Regions from separate parts of the Homo sapiens genome. Here region 2 is linked to region 1. The links are chromatin contacts, found by Hi-C in ENCODE. All regions are on one chromosome and are shown on one strand. Each heading gives the region's core, a stretch centred on a gene start or an enhancer-like site at or near the end of the contact. The rest is flanking DNA. Distances are from core to core; before and after follow the strand shown. Region 1 holds the start of LCE3A (late cornified envelope 3A). Region 2 holds the start of LCE2B (late cornified envelope 2B).

Region 1 (5,830 bases), core at 2,469-4,968:
CAGTTGGATTATCATACCCTGTGTGTCATGAGTGTCAGTGTAGGTGAGATAAACCTTGGAAAAACATTAAGGCATGAAAGTGGTGAATTTTGGGGGGACTAAGAAAGCTATCTAGTGGCTATTGGCACCTCAGCAGAGCCAACAACTTTAGAAGGAAGAACATAAGTTGCTGATGGCAGAAAATCAGTGGGTGTCCTATTGTTACATAACAAATCACCCCAAAACTTAGTGATGTGAAACAATACACTAAGTGATTGGAATGACAGCCATCTTGGTTTTCTCACAATTTTATGGGTCACAAATTCAGAAAGGACTCAGCAGGGCAATTCTCATTTCATGCATTTGTCGTCAGATGTTGATTGGAGCTGTGGTCATCTGAAGGCTGACTGGGCTGGACATCCAAGAAGTCTCACTCAGATGGTTGGCTGTTGATGCTGGATGCCAGCTGAGCCCTCTTCTGGGGTTGTCACCTGGAGGACCTACATCTGGCCTCTCTTGCATGATGGTCTTAGAATAGCGAGACTTTTTACATGGTAACTGGCTTCCCCAGAGACAGCCTCCTAAGAGGACCAGGTGGAATCTGCATGACCTTTTGTGACCCAGCCTTTGAAGTCACATAGCATATTTCAACCATATTCATTTGGTTAAAGGAGTTACAAGCCCGCTTAGATTCAAGGTAAGTGGACATAGGCCTAACTTCTCAATGAGAGGAATGTCAAAAAAAATTTGAACCATGCTTTAAAATCATCACAAATAGGTATCAGCCAAATCCTCACCCTCTTGTCAGTTCACTCTACATGTTGCTGAAGCCCTAGTATAAATTAATGTTCCCACAGTGTTTTGAAAAGACTCAGATTTTGGTCATGCTTGTAACATATTCAAGCTTTGAAGAGGGTGGCCACTCCTATAACCTTTATGGAACTAGAATGTTCAGAACTATTGCTGCAATAATGATGTCTTACCAAAATATATCAAAGTTATTTACATATGCCAGATAATTATCTAATTCCTGGCCAACATGGTGAAACCCCATCTCTACTAAAAATACAAAAATTAACCAGGCGTGGTGGCTCGTGGTAGTTTCAGCTACTCAGGAGGCTGAGGCAGGAGAATCACTTGAACCTGGGAGGTTGCAGTGAGCAGATATCATGCCACTGCACTCCAGCCCTGGAGACAGAGTGAGACTCCACCTAAAAAAAATTAAATGCAATGGGAAAATAGTATACATCTGTCATTTATATTCAGCAGAAACACTGGTGAAATAAACTTAATTACCACTATTGTCCATCACTTTATTTTTTCTCCCATCAATTATCATTCAATCCCTCCTTTTTCCTAAAGCGTTCTGGCCAATGTGATATGAGCATCCCTGTGTCTGAACCATTCCTATCTCTTGGATCAATAGTGCAGTCAAGTAAATGCTGAAGCAATGTCTGTCATGTCACAGATCTAGACTGCTAGATTTGCAAGTCTGTCATGTCACAGATCTAGACTGCTAATTGGTGGCTCAGCTTTTAATTCCAGCATTTCTGGTTCATTTTGCCTTTATTTTTTAGCTTTGTTTTCCCCTAGACTCTTCAAGGTTTCTCCTGGTATTTAAAAGAGGGGAGGCAATGGGAATGTCCGACTCCAGTGCCCATGTTCTTGGCCTGCACACTATTCTGCCTCCCATTATCTTAGCTTGCTTCCCTTTCAGATCCAACTTCTCTCAAAGGGCAGCTTCATTTCCTCCCTCTGCCAGGAAACCTTCTGCCCAGGGACTCCTGGCTCTTGGGTCCCATTAGTTCCTCTTAGTCACTTTAGCTAGGCCATCACAGGACCATCAAAGGTCATTTTGCAGGCCAGAAACCTCACCCAACACCCACAAATGATACTAGTGACAATGTCTGGACACTTCACTCTTGTCAGGGAAACAGGGGGTTACCATCCAAAGGATAAGTCCCATGGACTTCCCACACACTTATGTAACAGTCCATATCATTCCAGCTCATAAGTGGATTGCTGACTTGTCAGTCGGCATCTCAAGGATGGGAATCATATTTCACACATTTCTGAGTCCTTTGTGTCAACATATATCTGAACTGTGTCCTCAATTCCTGTTGTTTGAATGAATTAATTAATGAATAAAATAGTATAGACAATTAGTTTTCAACAGTCTTGATAATCAAGGCCAGATATTTGGGTGTTACAGGGACTTCCTGGTTCCCTTCTATCAGAAAACATCTGGGCATCTACTGAATAATTATTGAATTTCCTACTGAGGGGCTAGAGTTTGAAGAGCTGTTACTTGGAGTAGAGTCCATCACTATCATCACTCTCCATGTCCCATCTCCTTTTTTTCTGATTCTAAATCAAAGTAGGAGGAGAAAATACCTTGATCAGCAAACATTCTGAGCCAATTCATCCCTGCCCAAGGCCCTGTTTCCCTGCTGCCCTTAGGTTAGCAAAAACGTGAGCTTAGGGTCATAGGGTCAGGGTCTGAGAAAGACGGTGAGGGACAAGGGGAGACAGATAGGTAGATAGAGATAGATAGATAGATAGATAGATAGATAGATAGATAGATAGATAGATAGATAGAAAACAATGATTTACTTTTTCATTTCTTCCAGGGATCACTGAGCTGAGATGTCCTGAAAGGAAAAACTAACAGCACTGTCAGCCCCCTCCCAAGTGCCTAACCCTCAAGTATCCTTTTGGTTGTTTGCTGCCAGTCTATTTCTGTTGTGGTTCCAGCTCTGCAGGAAGCTGCTACCGGAGTCACCATGGGCCCACAGATCCCACTGACATGCCCAACAGAGCATTCTGGAGGCTCCAGTTGCTGCCACAGCTCTGGGGGCTGCTGTGGTCCTGGGTCATGAAGACTACAGAGTATCAGAGTTGGAGGAACCAGAGGACCAAGGACCTGCTCCCATCTGGAGCTTCTCTTCTTCTCTGCCATCTAGGGCTGAGCTACCAAAGTGTTTTCGGAAGGATCTGAACGGGCCCAGTAAGCTCATTCCCTTTGTTTTCCAGAGCTCTGTGTTTATTTCCAACTCATGCTTCTGTCCTTGACCTTGTGAAAGACTGCTCACCTCATTCCCACACTAATATACAACCCCCCTAAAAGGGTTTTGTGAGTTGAGGGGTGTATGACCCACTTGTGTCTGTTCCTAAGATAGGCCTATGTACCCAATGTGGGGCAGCCCCTGTAAGGCAAAGACGGGAACGCACTGGACAGAGCTTGCAACGAGAAAGCACAGCTTTATTCTTCACAGCACAGGGATATTAAAGAAGGAGGGAAAACACTAAGACCAGCAGGATAAATCCCCTGGGGGAGTACTTGAAACTCATCAAGGAACATCTCAGTAGGAAAGAGGAGACAGGAGCAAAGAAGCACCAGGCTAGGGCTGGTTCCAGTCATTTTGGCACTTTCTTTTCTCAAATATTTTTACTTAATCTCGTGGCTCAGGTCAGCAGCAGCCCGCAGAACTGTGGCCACAGCTGGAGCTCCCGCCTTGCTGACCACTTCCCCTGTCACAGGAGTTGGAGCTCTGGCAACGGCAACGGTGAGACCTGCGGCATCTGTGGTGACTCAGGCAGCAGCTGCGCTCGGAGCTGGGCCCACAGCCCCCAGAGCTTGGGGCACAGCTGGAGGAAGCTGGAGGCAGACACTGTGCTGGGCTCTTTGCAGGGCACTTGGGCGGAGGCTGGCACTGCTGCTGGTTCTGCTGGCAGGACATCTAGGCAGGAGGTCAGGGAGCCTGGGCAAAATAAAAGCAAAGCAAAATACGTGTCAATGCAGGTTTCAGGCCAGGGCCTCCTCATGCTTTGGTTTAATTGTGGATCCCTTCCCCTAAACTCAGTCTGCCCTCCAGCTAAGACCTGGGGAAGGGGAATGCAAACGGATCTGAAGTTAAACCGGCCTGATACTGCCCCTTCCTCCGGCCCTCTCCCCTGCCTGGGAGGCAGCTGACACTCCTGGGTGGGCCTCTGGGGCTCCTGCGCACGCCCTGCGGGGCCTGTCACACCTCCGGACCCGATGCGAACAGCTCCCCCTGCAGGCGTCCCGTGAACACAACGCCCATGACCCTCCAGGGTGGCGTCTCTCTGGACGCCTGTGAGCGCAGGGTGTGAGGAGGCAACGCATCTCTGCGCACATGAGGAAAAGGGGGTTCAGAGGTCGCAGCATCGCGGAGCCCCTGAAGTGGCTCGCAGACTTGTCTGTCTTCCTCACTATCCCGCCCATCTCCCATCCCAGTCCCAGCCGGCCACCCACCACAGCCTCTCTGCCGCCTCCACCGTGTCTGCCTCCTCCCCTCTCCTTGTTGAAGCACAGACGTGTTTGCGCAGCCCTTTCAGCCCAGGTCCTCTCGCCAGCTGGACGCTCACCTGGTTTGGTGGAGGCAGGAGAAGGTTCTTCCTGAGGTGATTGTGGACTGAGGAACCCAGGGCCTCAGCCCTTTTATCCTGGGTATTATGATGCACAGCCCAACTATGTGTCCTCCTTTGCTCCCCAAAGGGAGGGGAAGCACCACACACTCCCAAGGACCAGGCTTTCAGCATATTCTTAAGGCGCATATTTTGAGGAATGACAAAAGGGAAGCAGGAAATCTCGATGACGGTCCAATTATCCACCGTTCAGGCCCTCTGGCTGCTGTTCCACTTTTTTTTCTTCATTCAGCTCACATGCTCTGAAGCCAGGGTACGTCCTTTGTGGGGCCTGGTAATATGGGGACAAACAGAACACATTTCTCCCCTTGACTAGCTCACAGCTTTTCAGAAGGCCAGATGGACAACTGAGCAATTAAATCACATCCTATGTGCTAAGCGACGCAGCACAAGTGTGCACAAACATGGCAGGCTGGGGTCACTGCCTTTGGGTGTCAGTCCCCATTGCTTTGTGGATTCCTTTACATAGGTGATGGAATCAGCCCCTGTGTCCTGAGATGTTGGCTGCACTGAGCTCACTGGACCTGGGTTGAGTAAGGGGTGGAAGAATGGAGCTGGGGCCATGGCTTGAGAGGTAGTGTCTTCAGGGAATATCATGGCATCTTAAAGGTGGCATTGGGCACTGTGGGGGCAGAGGGGTAGAGTGGAGGGAGGTGCAGATGGTATAAAAATGTGACCTCCATCTGTGGGATCAACAGAAATCACACTTAATGGGAAAAAAGGGGCATCCGTTTTTGGCTGTCTGTGAAATGTGCAAGGCTGAATTTAATCCTATATATTATGTTAGTAATTCATTAAAATTTCTTTGAATTTGTTGATAATGATGAGGTTGATGGGGTTGTATGCATTTCACTTAATGAATACCTGTGATAATGCTTGAAGTTTGTATATGATGAATTCATAAAAATGGAATATTATTTACTATTTGGTTTTAGTTATATCAGTGATAAATTTATCAGTGAATTCATCTCTAATAATACAATACAATATGCCATAGCCTCTAAATAAAAACCACTGTAATGAATTTTAAAATAATCTTTATTATACTATATATTCTTCCAAGGAAAATAATCACAATTGAGACAATATTAAGTTTCTAATAATCATGAATTTAAATTATATTGTAATTTTAAGCAAAATGTTATTTTGATCAGAGTATATGAAAGCCTGAAGATGCTTGTTCTTTGGTACAAAATACACTGCTAGAGGATATTAGTTCCTTCTTCCCCTTTGCCTATCACTCCACTTTGAACAAACTGCAATACCATGCATTCTTTTAAGAGTTCTATGAGGTCAGGAGTTCAAGACCAGCCTGTTCAACACGGCAAAACCCCGTCTCTACTAAAAATACAAAAATTAGCTGGGTGTGGTGGTGGGCATCTGTAATCCTAGCTACTCGGGA
Region 2 (5,830 bases), core at 3,331-5,830, 63 kb after region 1:
TTTCTGTTATTTTTATCATTGTACACACATGTATGTATGCATGTATACACACACACACACACACACACACACACACACACACACGGAGGCATTTGACCCAAAAGCACAACTCCACTCAACCTATACCTCAGGGAAAGATGGGGAAGTAGGTAGACCTGAATTGGCTAGGGTTTTGCAGAGAAACAGAAGAGAGAGATAAATTTATTTTAAGAAATTGGCTCATGAGATGACTGTGTGGGCTGGCAAGTCCAAAATCTTGGCTGGAAATTCAGATAACAGTTGATGTTGCAGCATTGAGTCTAAATTCTGCAACGCAGTAGTCTGGAAACAGGCAGAGTTTCTACATTGCAGTCTTGAGGATAATTTATTCTTTGGGAAACCTCAGTGTCCATTATTAAAGACTGCAGCTGATTGGATGAGGCTCATGTTAGGGAAGATAATCTGCTTACTCAGTCTACTGATTAAATACTTACAGAGAAACATGTGGATTGCTATTTGATCAAACAACTGGGTAACACAGCATAGCCTGGGCAAAATTAACCATCACAGAGACTGAGAGGATACATGGAGGTCACTGGAGATATGACCCAAGAGACAGAAGAGGGTCAACAGTGACGAGGACACACTAAGAACATGCCATGATGGTTTTATTTTCACTTAGGATAAAGGCAAATTTCTGGACAGACCTTTGGAGAATATTGGGAAAACAGAAGCTTCTACCTGGTAACCCCATGGTAAGCCCAACAAAGCTGTGATGTTAGGAGGACTGGAGAAAGGGAGTGCAGCATGCGGCTGAGGAGGCCCTTGGCCTTCGCACTTTGGTTTCACAGAAGTGTAGTCAGTACAGCACGGACAAGGCTGCTGACCACTGCACAGTAGCTGGAGCTCTGGGGACTGGTGATTGCTGCAGCTTCTTCCTATGCAGGGGTCACACAAGAAGATTCGGAGGTGAACATGGGCTGTGCACTGGAGTGGCACTGTGGAGGGCCCTTTGAAGGCATTGGCATTGCTGGTGGTTTTTTGGAAAGGTATCTGAGTTTCAGAATGAATTGAATAATAAGTCAGATAAATTAGAGCCAGGACGGGCATAATTTTGCCCTTTTAAACCTATTCTTGGTGTGCTGGCAGACAGTTTATAAAATACATTTGTATCGAATTAGTACCTATGAAGAAACGTATAACCCCAAGTTAAAAGTGTTAGAACTGACATGCTTAAAAACAGAATTAATGCTAAATCAATGTCAATTCTGTCTCTCATTTCATTTCATATCTACGTACCCACTTCCTACCTACAGTATTTCATGAGCTTTAAGAGGCTATCAATTGTAAGGGACACCCTTATTTCATGCACCACAAGGAAAGAAAAAAATGCTGCAAATTCAACAATTACGTGCCACCAATCATATGGTATATACTGATTTAAGGGCTGTTAACAAGTATTAGAAGACTGTATCATGGAATTGATGAATTAAGATAAGTATAAAACCGATCCACTTTAGGTCATATAAATATGTATGTAAATACTAGACGGGCCAATTCTTGCTTTGCCCAGAACACCCCTCTGCTGTGCTCCTCCCTATCACTATGTCTAGCACTAGACACTGCTAGACAGTATTGACAAAAAAGATCAAAAGGCCTACAAAGATATGGTACAGGAAAATTTTGGATTGGTCAATCTATTAAATAAAGGGAGACAAATAAAAAGACATGGTAAGGCTTTTTCTTGTACTGTAGATAAAATAAAGTTCCCACATTTGGTAGGGAGTATTTTTCTGGAATATATGGAGTTTAAGTTCCCAGGGAGACAAATCAAGGAGCTACTTGGAGAGACCAGCCTGCAGGAGAGTGACTTGCCAGATGACATGAACTTCAGATGAAATGTTTGAAGTCACCCGCAGGGCATTCTTCTCATGACACCTACATGCTCGTCCATGTGGTCCTAAAATGATGCACTGATCCTGCCAACACTCATGTGGCAATTAAGTATGTGGGTGGTCCCTGAGGGAGCATGGGCAATGTGACCCACTGGGTCTCCTGGCTCAGAGAGATCACACATGATGATGTGAAGACTGTGGAGACAGAAGCAAGAATATCTATAGTCAGGTGTTTCTTCACTGACTTGTGAACCAATTCCCACCATTTTTTGAGATATAAAGGGAAAAAGTGGGCATGTTAAAGAGCTGTTTATCTCCCAGTTCTGGTTTCCCAGAGGGTCGGTTCCCATTAGTCCTTCCATTGCTTATTCAACCACTCAATACAGATGCTCATGTATGTGCATGTTCATTTCACCTGCACTTTTATATGAATACAGCATACATGCACACAGTGCATACATGCACACAGTGCACACATGCACACACACACACAGGCTTGCCTCCCCTATTTCCTCACTTACAACATTGTAACAAATATCTTTGTCAAAGAGTATGAGGAAGCTGAGGGTGATATCACCATGAAGACAGTGGAATGAACTAACATCTTTTAAACACATTGGGAAATAGTGACTCAGGAGGTTCAGGCCTCAAACATCATCTTCTTTGGTATCCAGTTTGTCTGCAGTCATCTTCAAAAAGGCCACTAAATTCTACAGTCTTTGAGGTCATGGGCTACTTATTGTTCACCTCTATATCCCTATGTTTGGACATACATGCTCCAAGAATGTTGTAGGCTTTCAAAGAATGCCTTTTGAATTCACTGCTCTAATCACACTGTGGACTTAGTTTATCCTTGAGGTAAAAGCTCTCTGAGAACAGGACTCGGGTCTGAAAATAGGACTGTGTAAATAGGTGAATAGAATCCCTCAGGTAGAAGCAGACAATGGGAAACTATGCTTTCTACCTAACCACCCTCCACCACCAAGTAAACATTAGGCAATGTCAAGGCACGGTCTGTTTCTGTTTTAATCAGAGGTGTGAATAACTATCTTTTTCAATTCTAATTTCAACATCTTCATTGAGCCATAATTCACTTATTATACAGCTCATTTATTTAAAGTGTTAATTCAGTGGGTTTCAATATATTCATAGAGTTGGACAATCACCACCAAATTTTAGAACATTTTCATTACTCCACAAAGAAAACCTATATCCATTTGTTGTAATTTTCTAATTTCTCCCAGCCTGCTAAAGTACCTGGAAGCCACTGATATTTCCTCAGAGGATGTGCACAAAAGTAAAAGGCGATACAGGGAACAGAATCTTGTCCAGGCTCTGGTTCCTCAGATGCCCTAAGTCAGCTCTTCAGGCGTCCAGCCTGAGAGAGGCTGTAACTGGCTAAAGCCTCATTCCCTTTCTAGTTCTACAGATTTGCCTACTCTACACATTTCATATAAATAGGATCATAAGAAATGCAGTCTTTTGTGGTTGGCTTCTTCCATTTAGCGTAAGGTTTTCAAAGTTCATCCTCCATATATCTGTTTAAAATAAGTGAATAAATGAATGGGTAACTCTGTCTAGTGCAACCCTGAATCAGAACTCTGAGTAAGTAGACCCCTTTCTGACCCTCTACTTCATGATAGGAAAGGAATTCCCTCTCCACAGAAGCCACAATAAATGATGTCTACTTCCTAAGGGAGTTTTCAAATAAACTGTCTTGTAAGGGTTCTATATGGACAATGAATGCCACATAAGACCTGGGTAAGTATCCAATACATGGCATTAGTTTTTCTTTTAAACACATATTTATTAAGGGTCTATCAAGCACATAGTGTCACACTAAGCTCTTTCTTACTTCTCATTTAATATTAAAAACAGCTCAGTGAGATAAGTATACCTGGTTTATAACGGCCATTACATATGAGAATTGATACTCATTGTGAGTATCATAGTGACACTCTAGCAATTGTTGATAATTGTTGTAGCAATTTCCAGAGATCACTCAGTTATCATATGCAAGTTTTCTGATTCCAGTAGCACATTCAATACAATTCCTCCGACTAAGGGCAATGTTTTGATTTTAGAGGGAATTGTTTATTCTCAATCATATTCTTTGCTCTAGACCACAGAATCAACTCAGATTTAATCCACTGAATCTGCTGGCCATGGTGAGTTGGAGGAAAAGCAGAAACACAGAGGCCAGGAGGAAGGGCTGAGAGCCTAGGCAAGGGAGGGATGCCTAGAAAAAGCCAAGGCTGTAGAAGCCCCCTGGGATGGCTGGATCCACAGCAGGACATGGAAGAGAAACTGCTCAGGGTGGAGGGAGTCATAATGGAACATTTCCACAAGGTCAGGGAAAGCTGTGGCTCAGAACTGATGTTTCCTCAGAGGACACGAATACAAAAGATGCAGGGAACAGGATCTTGTCCAGGCATGGGTCCCTTGGGTAACCTAAGTTAACTCATTAGGGTTCCCACCTGGTGGAGGCTCTGACTGGCTAAAGCTTCTCTAGACCGCAGCCCCAGAGAGGAGTCCTGGAAGCTCCTGAGGCCTCTTTGGATTGCAGGGACTAGGAGGCAGGAGAATGTCAGGAATGACCCAGCACGTGCCTGGTTGTGCAAAAGCCACCTCCTCCTCTTTCCAGAGCCAAGCCTGGGCCCTATAAAAGACACATCCAGCTTCAGCACCTCATCTGCTCTGACTCCCCAGGGACGTGTCTGTGCTCCTGCGTGTGACCAGGGTGAGTGGCAACCTGGGATACCAGAGGGGTATGAGCAAGGCAGAGGGATGGGGAGGATGGAGGTAGGCTGGAGAAAGAGTTGTGTGCTTGTGTTCTGCCATACTGAGGAGGAATGGGACTCAGTCTGCCTCGAATCTGTTGAGGCTGTGAGGCCTACCGGAGGTCGTATAGGTGGGGAAAGCTAACTGTGCACATCTTTTCCAATTCTGTGTTCAGTGACTTCATGTTGGTAACTTCAAAACTGCTGTGTTGGGCATATTTACACCATGGAAACTGGCAAATACTTCAAGCCAGGCTCTTTTATCTGGAGGTTTCATTGCAAAATCTTTTTCCAGAGGACCTCCTGGTGTGTCCTGCAACACGCAGCTGGTCCTTAGGGCTTGTATTAAGGGAATCGGTACTTCATGGAGTGTGAATACTCTATTCAGGCTTGTGAGGATAGAGTAATCTCAGCTTCCCCTGAAAGGAAGAATACGAAGCTCATTCGGTTGGTTTTTTAATGTATGTGCTTTTATTTAGAGGAAAGATTCAAGTTGTTTCTTTCAGGTTACTGATGTGACTGTATGATCTAAATATCATTCTTCTTCTACACATGCATTGATTTTAGAAGAGGTATAATATGATCCTTGGTTTGAAATATTTAAAGAGTTTCATTATTATCTTTCAGGTTGACTAAACTCTGCCAGGATGTCTTGCCAGCAAAACCAGCAGCAGTGCCAGCCCCCTCCCAAGTGTCCTCCCAAGTGTACCCCAAAATGTCCACCTAAGTGTCCCCCTAAATGCCTGCCCCAGTGCCCAGCTCCATGTTCCCCTGCAGTCTCTTCTTGCTGTGGTCCCATCTCTGGGGGCTGCTGTGGTCCCAGCTCTGGGGGCTGCTGCAACTCTGGGGCTGGTGGCTGCTGCCTGAGCCACCACAGGCCCCGTCTCTTCCACCGGCGCCGGCACCAGAGCCCCGACTGCTGTGAGAGTGAACCTTCTGGGGGCTCTGGCTGCTGCCACAGCTCTGGGGGCTGCTGCTGACCTGGGCTAAGAAGAACTCTTTGGACAGAATGTTTAAGAACCTCCTACAGCCTGATGCTTAACCCTTTCCATTTCCTCTCATTCCATTCATGGGTGGACAGCGACCACAAAGACTCATGGGGCTTCCCTGGGAGAACTTTGCACTTGATGGAGCACCTCAATTGCAGGTTTTGTTTTCCTCCTTTACCTCATGTTA

The links. Hi-C counts contacts between places; a loop is a spot of excess contacts on that map.
Region 2: a loop to region 1 is called in a map of A673, with 4 times the contacts of the local background. The contact joins the promoter of LCE2B here to the promoter of LCE3A in region 1. A Hi-C loop is called at or near these places in 1 of 168 maps with a recorded cell type or tissue (A673).

The regions. Positions count from the first base shown.
Region 1 is chr1:152,619,385-152,625,214 of GRCh38, forward strand. LCE3A (late cornified envelope 3A) reads right to left here and starts at 3,719. Exons shown (of 1, transcript NM_178431.1): 1 at 3,450-3,719. The coding sequence starts at 3,719. The coding sequence ends at 3,450.
Region 2 is chr1:152,681,543-152,687,372 of GRCh38, forward strand. It overlaps LCE2B (late cornified envelope 2B), which reads left to right and starts at 4,581. Exons shown (of 2, transcript NM_014357.5): 1 at 4,581-4,614; 2 at 5,282-5,830. The coding sequence starts at 5,302. The coding sequence ends at 5,634.